Linked DNA regions of Homo sapiens: region 1 is linked to region 2. Evidence: chromatin contacts called from ENCODE Hi-C or POLR2A ChIA-PET data. All regions are on one chromosome and are shown on one strand. The core of a region is the stretch at or near the end of the contact, and the rest is flanking DNA. Distances in the headings are between cores, read along the strand shown.

Region 1 (6,542 bases), core at 2,265-4,764, 480 kb after region 2:
TATACAACCCACTTGGCACTCACACTGTTATTATTAAATGGATTCAGCCAAAAGCTGCCTGTGGGGGTAGAGATCGGTGGGAAGGTAGGGCGGCAGAGAAAGGAAGTGCTCAGGACCCCAAATTGAATAAAGAAAAAGGTCACACGCCAACTGCAAGTTAGAAATGAATCTGAGTGAAAGTAAGTATCCTGGTTGACAGCTCACACATGATGCCAACTTGCCACAGCTTGGCAGCGCCTTTGGTTTTCCCACATGCAACTGAAAATAGCTAGCATTCATCCTGAGAGAGTGCTACTAAAATAAGTAACTACTTGGAGCTATACCTCACTGCTCATTCAAGCTGGAAGCTGTGTGCAATTATTTTGCTGAAATTAGATACAAATTAAGTTGCCACTTCCGGAACTCTTTCTCCTGTGCTATATTACAAAAAAGAAAGTGATTTTTGAACTCGGATAGCTTAGATGTTGCTTCTTAAAAATAAATGTAATCTCTTGACAGAATATCTAAAAAGACAGATTATTGATTTTAATCTCTCAGGAGACCTAACCTCTTCACGATCCAGGTTTCCTGATTTTCAGACCTGAGTTAAGTTGCTATGGATACAGAGTGACAGGCCAGTGAAGGAAACTGGGGACAGGGAGTGGCCTGCCCACAGGTGAGATATACTGTCTTTAAGCTTGTTAGGGATAGAAAAGGGGGCTAGCCTAGAATTGTCCTCTGGGACATAAGGTAATGGTCCTGCTCCCACTTTTTAAACAGTGGTTTGAAAGTTTTCTCAGGGTGTGCATACATTTGGACGTACAAGTTCTGCTACGTTTTAAAAAGCAAAACAGAATAAACAAACATATATGAAAACAAACAATAATAATGATAATCTGGGGCTTTCCTCAAACTTGGCTGGAAGTTACTGGCACACAAATAGTAGAGGTGTTTGGGGGTTTTCTGCTATGAAGGAGTCCTTGATTTGTACTATCTCAATAAAGCAACCTTCTTTTGACCTGCCTTTGGAAGAAGTAGGTGAATTTCTAAGAGCCCAGCTGTGCTGGACCCTAGGAGGCTGTCAAGACTCCCAGGGTAGGAATGTTCCTCCACAACTTTGAATTTCAATTTCCCTTTACAAAAGGCAAAATTTGTTTTATTCCCCATTGTTGGAGACATTAGTCATGGATGAAACAAATTTAAAACTCCCCCTATGCCCTGCTTCTTGCCCACCCCACACATTCCCACTCTATATCCTCATTCCAATCTAGTGAATCTTAGAAATGACACATTGAATGAAGAGCTTTGCAGGTAACCTTCCCTTCCTAATGAAGTTTCCTTTTTGCGGGGTTTTGGTGTGTGTGTGTGTGTGTGTTTGTAGTTCCATAATTCTCAAATGAAAAATTGCTAAAAGGTCATCTATACAAATCCTTAAGATGGTGAACCTCTACAACCTTACTTTAATTTTAGGAGATATTTCATTTCATGCCTTAAGTTTTGCAATTATTTTCAGTGTCTCCTTTTCCAGACTTCTTAGAGGACTTGGAAAGAAAATGAAATGACGTTGAACGAAATCAAAGTAAATTGAGTGATCTGAAACGATTTGATGTCAGCAAGAATTCCCCATACAGCTCACAGCCCTACCCCGAGCACGCCTCCCTCTTGGGTATGGTGAGTTCAGCTCCAAATTTATTCTGACAAGAAAGCACAGGCAATGGCTTCAGTGGGTCTAAATCAGGTGAAAATTCAAAGCAATCACCCTTCCTGGACAATCTTCTGCTTTCTCAGTGCTTATCATGGTCTGAAAATTCCTATTTAAAGAAGCAGAGCTTTCTTTTAAGTCCTAACAGAACAAAGTCACACTCAACAGTGCACAGGCACACGCCGGGATCGAGAATGCATTTTTGGCAAAAAGTCTCCTCTTTTCTCTGTCTCCTCCAGCTCTCTGCAGGCCCAAACCTTGCAGAAGCCATTCCATGTTTCCTGAGCAGGAAAAGACAAACTCAGACCGACAACCTTGGACTTCAAAAGACTGCACACAAGGGGAGGAAGGACTGAGAGTACCAAGGCGTGAGAATTCAGAATGCTGCTATCTCATTTATTTTTACCATTTAGGAAACGTTTTGATCTGCATTCCTTTTCCCTTCCCTGATTTCAAAAAATAAAAATAAAAATGCTTCGGTTCTGAGGAGTAACTCTCCAGATGGAAGGGGAAGATCAGGGGATGAATGGGGGAGGGCTGCTTGCGTCCTCTCCCCTGCCACACACACGCTCTCTGTTTCAGCCAGTGTAAAAATAGCCGCCCAGGTTTATGTATTCATCCCTAAGCTGCAATGAAGCGCCTGCCTCCCGGCCAGAGTCCGCTGCCTTTTAGTAGCTTATAACATCAGGTGACGCCTCCAGCCCTCCCATTCCCCGCCCCAGCCCGGATAAACGTCCTCCGTGACCTTAGAAGTTTTCAGTTTAATCAGCGGTATCGTTTTTGAGAGGAAAATCCTCCCAGCTTTGCGGGCTGGCAGGGCTCTGGGGCCCTCCCCTGCCTCCCAGCCCAGGCCGCAGAGCGAGAGCGTTTCCATCTGTGCTGCGAGCGGGAAGAGCCTCTCTGTGCTCCCCGGCACGTCCAGCGCGCGGGCGGGAACACGCTCTCCTGTGGGGGGCAGCTTTCCCAGGGACCTTGCCTAACGAGGGCCAGGCGGCTCCCCCGTGGGCCCCGAATGGCTCCTGGCAGGCAGACCCCTATCCCTGTCGAGAGCACTGATTTCCCCAGCGTCGGGGGAGGCAGCCGCGCCCTCCTGGAGCGAGGCAATCCAGCGGTCAGGCGGCGGCGAGGGCCTGCGCGTGCGCAGAAAAGAGCTGCCTCCGCGCCAGGCAAGGGGCGCGAGGGCGGAGGATGGAGGGCGAGGGCGCATGCGTCAGCCGTGCCGCTGGGGCCGCGTAGGAGAGCTGAGCTGCTGGGTCCTGCCGTCAGTGCAGTTTCTTGGCAGCACGTTGGGGACACTGCGCCATGAGAACAGAGCCACAGAATGTTAAAGGCACAGCCTCCTTCGAGGGCATTTGCATAATGCCTCCCGTTTACAGATGAGGAAATTGAGGCCCAAAGAGGTGATGGGAAAGGCCCAAAGCTGCATTTCTGGCTTCTGGCAGCTGGGACCAGATCCAGCTCGTATTGACATGGTTTAAGCACTTCTTCAATGAGCACTTATCAAAAGCCTAGATACTGTGTACTCAGTGTCTTGAGTGGCAGCGAAAGATAACCACGAATACGTCAGAAGCAGTGTAGCCACGGCTGCCCTGGATTTGGGCATAGAATCAGACAGACCTGGGTTTGATATGATGATTTCCAGAACCACACTACTAGTTGGATGGCCTTAGTGAAGCAGTTAACCGCTCCATGCCCTAGCTTTCTGGTCTGCAAAACGGAGATAAAAATAGGCTAGGGTCGTGGGATTTAAATGAGATAAGGTGCACATTGTTTAGCACAGTGCCTGCGCATGGAAGGCTCTCAAATAAATATTCGTGCAATGTTTTGAGAAGTAGAAAGTGCTAGGCACGTAGGCGTTCAGGAGACAGTCACGGTACTCGTTTCCAGACAGAAGTCATGAGGAACAAGAGGGAAGGTGCTTTCCCGTGTGCAGCGCTTGGGGAGACTCACACAGACAGAGGATCTGGCATGACAGGGAAAGGAGGAAATGGCTTCTGTTAATCTCTCCTTCAGCTTCTCCCGCCCTTCCCATGCACTCTTCCTGTTTCCCTTTCCAGTTCTCACGGTGACTCAAGGTAGGTGGCTGCAGAGAGACATTGGGACCTCTTACCAGGGAAAATATGTTCTGTAATCTGGCATAATTTAAGTTTTAAGTCCCATTTTATCATAGGGGTTCCCCTCCCCTTTACCTAGGTGTGATAGGCACAAGAAAAAGGAATGGAGTTAAGTGGATAAGTGACTAAGGTGTCACATTGGAGTAGTGTGGATCATAGATCTCAGAGCTGAAGATCATCTAGGTGGACTCCCTCATATTAAAGAAGAAGCAGTGAAAAACTGTGAAAGGCAAAATGACATCAAGTTTCAGACTCAAGTTGGAGCCATGGTGTTCTGTAGCACCATAGTTCATTCATCCACTCATACACACTACTCTGGGTGGATATCTGATATACTGCCAGGTACAAGGTTCTGCCTCAGTAGGCAGGGAAAGGGGAAAGGAAATAGAAATCCGGGAGGATTCTCGGGTTCTTTGTGCAGCTTCATGGATGTTGATACCATTTACTGTGATTGCAAGTAGAGGAACAGAAATGGACCTGAGAGGAAGATGGCATGTTTTGAACATGGGTTTGAGGTGGCTGTAGGACATCCAGGTGGAGACCTCCAGGAAGAGTTAGGAACATGAGTTCCAAGCACAGGAGAGAGGCCTGGAGGTGCCCACTGGGGAACAGTCAACTTAAAGATGGTCACTGAAGCCAAGGCAGGGCTGGGATGGCCCAGAAGAGCAGGCAGAATGAAAAGACTATGAAAGCATGAAACCCAAACCTGACAGATACCAGATCCTAAGGATCAAATAAGAGATCCTGAGGAACAGATGGAGAAATGGAAAGAAAACCAGAAAAAAGTGGCATCAAGCAGTTCACATCAAGACTCTCCAGGTTGAAGACGTAGTCAGGAGTGGGAAATGCCACCGAGATGTGAAGCAAATGAGCACCGGAATATGTCTGTTGTATTTGACAATGAGGAAGTCATTGATTACTTGTGAGACATTGGTTTTAGTGGGGATGTGAGGGCAGAAACAAAATCACACTAGGTTAGAAGCAAAATGGAGTCAAAGAAGAGAAGAGGCAGGGGTAGTGGGTATAAACCACTGCTTCAAGAGAGTTGGTTAGGCAGGGAGGGGGAAGTTACAGCTAAAAGGGGAGGCAGGGAGAGTTTCCTTTATTCATTGTCGTTTTGTTTTATTTGTTGTGTTTTGTTTTTGCAACTATGGGAAACTGGAACGAGCTTATAGGAAAGGGGAAGCAGGAGGGGTCAGCAAGGAGAAATAACTTGGAGTCTCAGTACAACCCCCAGCACCACCACAGGGTGAGTGACAGAAGAGGGGATTCTGGCCCCAGATAACCCAAAGGAAGGGATCCTCTTCCTTGGTTATTTTTTTTCTACCACTGGAAAGGAAGAAACGTACATGGGAGGTTTAGAAATGGACTTGGGGAGCTCTTTAAGCAAGGTTTATCTGTGTCAGGATCTAACCCTGGCAGTAATCTTACCATCAAATGCATTTAATCAGACCCATTTGCATGTGGAGCTGTGCCCAGTGCTATTCAAATAATGTGAAATGGATACTGTTATTACCATGTCAGTCAGGACTATGGGTAGCAAGTGACTGAAACCCAGCTCTAACCACGGGATCCATGGGTTTGCTAAAAACTGGGTAGACTGGCTTTAGGCCCAGTTAGATTTCAGGTGCTTTAAAGGTGTTGTCATGTATGATAGGCATAATGTTTTGAAATTATCAATGTAGTTTTCTCTTTTGCCTTTCAAAGCATATGAACTTAGTCTACTCTAGGCATTTATCTGCCTAGGAAGAAATGAAAGTTCTTTCCAGAAAGTATGCAAAGAGAAAGAAAACATAACACTCAGCTTCTGGCATTCAAAAATAAATTTTGTAGCAAGGCAATAGCCATGTAATTCAAGCCCTTACCTTGAGAAAATATCCTGTACATTCCATTACCTTCCTCTTCAGAGGGTCAAGAACTGAGCTTGGTAGACTAAACCTTAGGGTTTTATATTCGAAAGGTCTAGACCAGGAGAAAGTGGGGATTATCAGAGGACAGAAGTAGCAGAATAAACAAGAGGCCTGAGTGGAGAGATTGTATTGGAAAAGTAAAGCTTAACCACAAAGGCAGAGGGAGATCGTTCCCCCACGCCCCCTCCAGAATTATGAGAGGAAGAGCCCAGTGTTGGTCGGGTAGCAGCAGGCCCTGCTATGGACTTTTCAAGCTCTGTCAGGTCCCTGGGAAGGCTAGATTCTACCCAGACATAGCAGAAAGCCTGTAGCCAGCTTGCCAGAGGTGATCATTGTAGTGAGGTGACTCAGTGGTTTGGGCTGCCGAGGAGACCCCTGGGACCAGGGTTGATAGGAAGTCATGGACAGAAGTCGGAGTCTGTAGCAGCAGGAAAAGCAGAGAAGGAGCTAAGCCAGTCAGGAAACACCTTTGGGAGCACTGCTTCAGATCACCTCAGATGGACACAAGCTCCCCATCCACAGACCCCCACATCAGAGGCTTGCAGTGCACCCAGGACAGACAAAAAGTGGATGTTGTCTCAAAATAATCACATACAAGGCAGCTATGCTCAAGGACCAGTACAAGGACAAAAGTTCCCTTCCTCTCAACACCATGAGGACACAGAAAAGACACACACCACCATACTACCTCCACCCCAGCACACCCTACCTGGATGACGATCAAAACATTTAAAAATCCTTACAGGCTCAGGCGCTGAGGAGTATAAATGGAGATGTCTTACTATGTCCAGAGTTAACCCTTTAGTTGATGGATTATGAGGAGCAGGGACCTCAGGG
Region 2 (6,578 bases), core at 2,079-4,578:
CTAAGGTTTGTGTCTCCTGAAGCTTCATGTCAGAGCTACTTGATAGTCGTAAGCACACATTATGGTTCAAAAGCAACTCAGGGTTTCAAAGAAAACCACAGTCTACAGATGAGGTCAGAATTTCTTCAGGGTGTAAGTGGTGATTTGTCTCAGTCTCATGATTTTCATGTACTCATTTCCCAAATAACTCCAGTCTCAAAGAGCGCATCTGAAATGTTACACCTCTTGCAAGAAAGTACAGTACAGTGATTCCCTGTTCCAGGACATTATATGCTTTAGTGAGTCATTAACAGAATATTTCATTTTCCTACTAAGGTGTCAACTAAACTCATAATCCCTTCTAGGGTCAGCATGATTTCCTTCTAATTGATTTAGTACATACTTAAAGATTTCCTGATGTCCAGTTCTGGGAACATCACCATCCATGGGGTCATCATGAAAGTGGTCACAGTTGTCTTTAAAATCTGCAAACAGTTCTCAGAACAGTTAATGTGATGTTTATGCACATCTACCCCTAGAAAACCAAACTATTAATTTGCTTGTGCGGGAACACTTTGGGCTCATCTGTACAGTCATTTATTTTGGGGCAAGTTCATTCCTTGCCATGAGAATTTTAACTATTTATGTTATAGCTTTTGGACTTAGTTGTTGTCAGTTGGGATAATTGTATCCAGTAAACCTTTTTTTCTTCTCCCCATTTTTTTTTTAAAGTTTTCTTTTGTTATTATTGTTGTTGACTTTGAACATATGGTGAGGTTTTTTTTCTCTTTATATTTTACCAGCTAACTTATTTGATATATTACAAATAAGTAACACAAAGTACATAGTAATTTACTAAAGAAGAAAAAGTTAAGTCACATTGAGTTTCCTGGAGACAAAGAACACCCCTTTCTTTTCTCTCAGGCCATTTGGGATATAAAATTAGAACAAACCTAAGAACATGTTGGTATGTATCTTTGTGCTTTGGTTGCCAAGTACAAGAGGTGAAACATGTCTCCAATAAATAACTTTGGGGGTACACACTCGTGCTGGACAACCCGAAAATAAGCACCCTGTGCTGGAAAGAACAGAGTGCTCCCTTCAGTAATTTAAAAGCATCTTTTCCTGATTGTGGCTGCCCATACATGCTGGTAGTTCAGTTGGCAGGATCATTAAGTACTAAATGCTCCACAGGAGAGAACAAGCCCAAAGTGCTCCAGGAGTGCAAAAATGGGAATGCTCAGTGCAGACCTGAGAAGAGAGAGTCCAGAGGTGAGCCCAGAAGAGCCAACCACATTCTGGCAGGATGGGGAGCAGTCTGGCTAGCAGGGCCTCCCAGAAGTTAAGGGACACCAGGGCCACTTCCTTTTTTTTTAAGGGTCCTAGTATATTAAAAAATAAAAGCTGAAGAGGGTGTTAAGATTGTGGTATATTTTGGGTGTTTACAACAATTACAATTACAAATTGAATATATTTATATCCCACTGATATCTTTCCAGGGTTGTTCCACCTCATTGGAGATTACAACCAAAGTCCACATTTGAGGCTACCAGTGAATGGTAGGCCCCAGCTAAACACCTTCCTGGCCGCCACTGCCACACAGTTCACCACCAGTTTGGACCAAACAGTCCAACTGGCAAGGTACATGCTGTCCTTAGAGTTTCTTTCTTACCCTGTAACCTGGAAGGCCCATGTGCCAAGCAGGCCCTTAATAAGTACATGTTGAATAAATGAATAGACCAGTCTTGAAACATCAGCAAGACCATTCTCATCTTGTTCCGTTCCTAAAATGCTTCCCCTTCCCAGGTTGACTCCCCTCAACCACGTATCCTACTCACCCTTGAAGTTCTAGCCAAGCACCATGTTTTCTGTGAAGTCTGTCTGCTGCTGTTATTATACCTACTTTACTCTATATGCTCAAAAGTCCTCCTGTATTTACAGTTAGAACCATGTATAATAGTTTGGCACCCCCACTCCCACCCCAGCCTAGAAAACTCAAGTTCTTTACAGCCAAGGACTATGTCTTACTCTTCTTTTGGATCTATAGTGTAAGGCCTAAAGTTTTTTGTGCTGCCTTGACATCTTTGAGCTTCCTGGAGCCCCCAAAGACTAACTGTGAGTTCTGCTTTTGCCAGATAGGCCCTCCCCAGTGGAAAAGGCTCCTCATCTGGCTAGTTTCCCTATTAGCTAAATGAGCTGCACGCTACCTGGTCTTCAACCTAAGGGGTTCTACTTCCCTGCCAGCCTGTGAAATTATTCAAATAAGCCACTCATCCTCCAGTGGGAACCAGGGGTCACCCCAGCCTGTGTTGCTACAGAACTTGCCTCCCATAGGCCATGCTTGTCCACTCTACTCCTGAGTGCAACCCCAAGTGACGCTGCATGGTGTCCTGTGTCCTCCCCTAGGCTGTGAGCTTATGTGAGTCATAAACTGCCATCAATCTCATCTGTCCAGTGTTGGGTGCTGGATGTTCCACTATCTCATACTATTTAGGGTGGGGAATTCCTCTTTCAATAATGGAGTGAATAGAAGGTGATCAGAACAGTATCCCACACAGAGGTGTCACTCAATAAATTTGTGCTGATTGCATCATCTTCATTTGATGAAGTTCCTAGCCAAGTAGAAGACTGGAAATTAATTAAATATTTGCTGTAGATGACTATAGATTTTTCTACAAATAATCCATTTGAAACATATAGCAACAGCTTCTATTTGCATAATTATGCTTCAAGCAATCTTTTTCTTTACTGTTCACCATACTGTTAACCAATAAAAGCAAAACTGCCTAAGAGCAAATCTGTACTTAATTTCTGTACTACCGATCTGACATTTACATTGCAATTCTTAATAACTAATCGAGGTAAATTGTAACTGTGTCCAATCATGGAAATAAGATTCCAGTATCAGTCAACATTGGGTATAATCAAGAGACTAAAAACAACTGAAAGTGCATTAGAACTCAGACTTTCCCCCCACAATGACCTACTTAATGTATTTCATTGTCTCCCTTTATCTCACTTCTTTGTAAGCAAAATGGCAACACTTGGAGGCACTGAGAGACTTGTCCTAGAATCTGCAATTAGTTTTCTTATTAGTGTTTCAGGGAGAGTTTCATTCGCATTACTGTTATTTTATCACTTGGTTTCCAAGGTCCAAAAGGAAAAAAAAAAAAAAAAGGCCACGTATTTTCCCTTCTGGGGGCTCCTGCTTTTTATCTTAAAGCAGTGGGGGTGGGGGAACATGTACACCAGCAAGCAGTTCTCCTGTCCAGCTTCCAAGTCACACTCATTAGTAACGGGCCTCAGCCCCTCCCAGCACCCGGCCACTTCTCTCCTCTGCTGAGGGCTGGAGAGGGTGGGGACTGGGGCTCTGAGAGGGACCAGGGGATCAGGAAAGCTCAGATCCACGCCTTACCGCTCCTTGACCACACTGGAATGTGATGACTAGCTTTTTTCAGCCTGGGCTCTGCATGACAAAAGTTAGTGGAAAACGGTCATCAAACATTTCCAGCAAGCTTCAGACTTCTCCAAAGGACAGGGCCCTTCTCCAAAGACCGCCTGGCGCCTGGATTAGGCCGCTCCTAGCCTAGCCTCCCTGCTGCTCCTTTTCCCAGAGTGGTCGGTACACAGGACGTGCCGAACGTGCGATTATTAGAAGGCTATTACCAGAAGCAAGGGGATGTGCTCAGGGTGAGGCGCAGGCAAGGAAAAGACATTTCCAAACAACCCAAACAGCTTGCGACTGGGGACAAACCATTTCACCAGGGCGGTGGGGAGCCAGCCGGCCGGCCGGCCGGCCGACCCGGGGTGCGTGTGCCCAGAAGCTGTGCGGGCTCAGTGTGTAGACGCTCTGGCTGCGCAGCGCGCGTGCTCAAGTTCCAAAGCGCTGCACTCCACGGCGGCTGGAAAAGGTGGAAGAAGGACAAAATAAAACGAAATTTCCCCACACATCGCTAAAGGGAGGGGGCAGGCAGGGGGCCAAGCTCTGAAGAAAAGCTCTAAGAGATCTGTGGTGAACGGAGGAGAGACCCAGGGCAGAGGCTGGTGCTGTATTTGTGTCCAAAATTTGCCCGCTTTCCTGCTGTTTGCTGCTGGCTTGGTTGGCCAGAAAAAGTCCCCACAGTTTACCCCTAGATACGGAGGCCTTTCTCAGTACTCCACACACACACATTATCCGGATTTATTTAAATAAGAAAAAAAGTAGAGGGAAAAATATTTTTCATAAATATCTAGTACTAATAGTTTCATGTATAAACTGCCAGTAACTGCATATATACATACATGTATATGTTTTTAAACCAGAACATACCAGAGTTGTGTAATCTATTTTAAAAATAATTTTATTGTGGTAGAAAACTCAGAACTTAAAATTTACCATCTTAACCATTTTTCAGTGTATAGTTCAGGAGTGCTAAGCATATTTACATTGTTGTGCAACAGATCTCTAGGACTTCTCCATCTTGTAAAAGTGAAACCCCGTTCAACGCTAATTCGCTCTCCCCTCTGCCTTAGTAACTGCCTTTCAACTTTCTGTTTAATTTTGACTATTTTAGACTCTATATCTGAGTGGAATCATGCAGTATTTGTACTTTTGTGAATGTTTAGCATAATGTCCTCAAGTTTCATCCGTGTTGTAGCATGTGACAGAATTTCCTTCTCTCTTAAGGCAGCGTAATATTCCATTAGATGTATATACTTTTATACATTTTCTTCATCCATTCATCTGTTGGTAGACATTTGGGTTGCTTTCACCACTTGGCTATTTTGAATAATGCTGTGATAAACCTAGGTGTGCAAATATCTCCTCAAAATCCTGCTTTGAATTCTTTTGGATATATACCCAGAAGTGAGTATATATGCTGGATCATATGGCAATTCTATTTTTAATTTTTTGAGGAACTTCCATACCGTTTTTATAGTGGTTGAACCATTTTACATTCCCACCAACAGTGTGCAAGGATTCCAATTTCTCTGTATTCTTGCCAACATTTGTTATTTTCTGTTTTTCGGATATTGGCCATCCAAATAGGTATGAGGTGGTATGTAATTATGGTTTTGATTTATCTTTCTCTTATGATTAGTGATGTTGTGCATTCTCTTCATATGTTTGTTAGCCACTCGTACATCGTCTTTGGAGAATTATCTATTCAAGTCTTTTGCTTATTTTAAAAATCAGTTTATTTGTGGTTTTGTTATTGAGTTATAGTAGTTCCTTATATATTCTGGATATTAACTTCTTATTAGGTATATAATTTGCAAATATCTTCTCCCATTCCACAGGTTGCCTTTTCACTCTGTTGATTGTTTCCTTTGATGTGCAGAAGTTTTCAGGTTTGATATAGTCCCACTTGTCTACTTTTGCTTTTGTTGCCTGTGCTTGAGGTGTCATAGCCATGAAATCATTGCCAAATTCAGTGTTCTGAAGCATTTCCCTTATGTTTTCTTCTAGGAGTTTCATAGTTATAGGTGTTAAATTTTGTTCTTTAATCTATTTTGAGTTAATTTTTGTATATGGTAGAACGTAAGAATCTAACTTTATTCCTTTGCATGTGGATATACAGTTTTCCCAGCACCACTTTTTGAAGAGACTGTCTTTCCCCAGTTGTATCACACTTATCTTTTCATGTTAAGAAATATATTCAACTTCATAATTTTTAAGGCTGCATAGTATTTCATACAAGCAGATACATCATGATTTACCCAACCAGTCTTCTATTATTGAATAGCATAGATATGTTCAATTGTTTCTGGATCATAAAATAAAATTTCCTTCTCTATGTATTTGGCTTCTAGAGTTGTCACTTTAGCCAGGCTTTTTGAAGTTTCCATATTCTTTCCAGCACTGCTGCTCACGAACTGCCACCTCCACGCCCTTACAAATGCTACTTTTTTACTGCTAAGAATTTTATCATACTCCATACAAACATTATGCAGAAATTCAGTATTCTTTTCATTGTGGTAAGAAAGTGCAGCTGGGAGTCAGGAAATGTGGGTCCTAAACTGAGCTCTAGCGTTGTGGTAAGAAAAGCACAGTGTAACAGGTATGGGCTGAATTGTGTCACAACAAAGTTCATAAATTGAATCCCTAACTCCCAGTGCCTCACAATGTGACAGTATTTGGAGATAAAGCCTTTAAAAAGTGATTGAGTTAAAATGAAGCCATTGGGGTGGGGCCAAATTCAATCTTACTGGTGTCCTTATAAGAAGAGGAAATTTTGACACACAGAAAAAGTCCGGGGACTTGTGCACACAGAGGAGAGACCATGTGAAAACATAGCCAGAAGTTTGCTATCTGCAAGCTAAGGCAAGAGGACTCAAAAGAAACCAAACCTGCTGCACCTTGATCTTGGACTTCGAGTCTCCGGAACTGTCAGAAAATACAGTTTTGCTGTCTAAGCCACCCAGTTTGTGGTGCTTTGTAAAAGCAGCCCTGGCAAATGAATACAGCAATGCTTGAGTAAATTACTTGAATCTGTGGGCTTCAGATTCTTTCAAACAAACTACAGGATGAGATTATGAGATCTGGACTATTCTTAAAGATGTGATTTATTTTAATGGGGTTGCACTAAAGAGAACACTAGCACACATAACCGAAAGTA

The links. Hi-C counts contacts between places; a loop is a spot of excess contacts on that map. ChIA-PET counts read pairs that join two places held with the same protein, here RNA polymerase II (POLR2A). Pooled maps may share reads with other maps.
Region 1: a map of right cardiac atrium shows a loop between it and region 2 (4-fold over the local background). The contact joins the promoter of LINC00881 here to the enhancer-like site in region 2. A Hi-C loop is called at or near these places in 4 of 168 maps with a recorded cell type or tissue (A673, chondrocyte, right cardiac atrium and 1 more), 3 of 37 single-sample maps with no recorded cell type and 10 of 50 pooled maps. POLR2A ChIA-PET finds 5 or more read pairs at or near these places in 6 of 52 experiments (A673, AG04449, BJ and 3 more).

The regions. Positions count from the first base shown.
Region 1 is chr3:157,086,367-157,092,908 of GRCh38, forward strand. It overlaps LINC00881 (long intergenic non-protein coding RNA 881), which reads left to right and starts at 3,515. Exons shown (of 3, transcript NR_034008.1): 1 at 3,515-3,756. All of the region lies in intron 3 of LINC00880 (long intergenic non-protein coding RNA 880), which reads right to left. LINC02029 (long intergenic non-protein coding RNA 2029) reads left to right here. Exons shown (of 3, transcript NR_135546.1): 2 at 1,493-1,650; 3 at 1,921-2,181. RefSeq lists a silencer at 2,810-2,859 and an enhancer at 3,820-3,919.
Region 2 is chr3:156,602,488-156,609,065 of GRCh38, forward strand. No RefSeq gene overlaps it. Among named protein-coding and RNA genes, the nearest start is that of SSR3, 51 kb to the left of the region's middle. Within about 2 kb of position 3,329, at least 24 of the 41 ENCODE cell types and tissues checked have a DNase peak (open chromatin) inside an H3K27ac peak, as active enhancers do; they include A673 and IMR-90, where a contact is called at or near this core.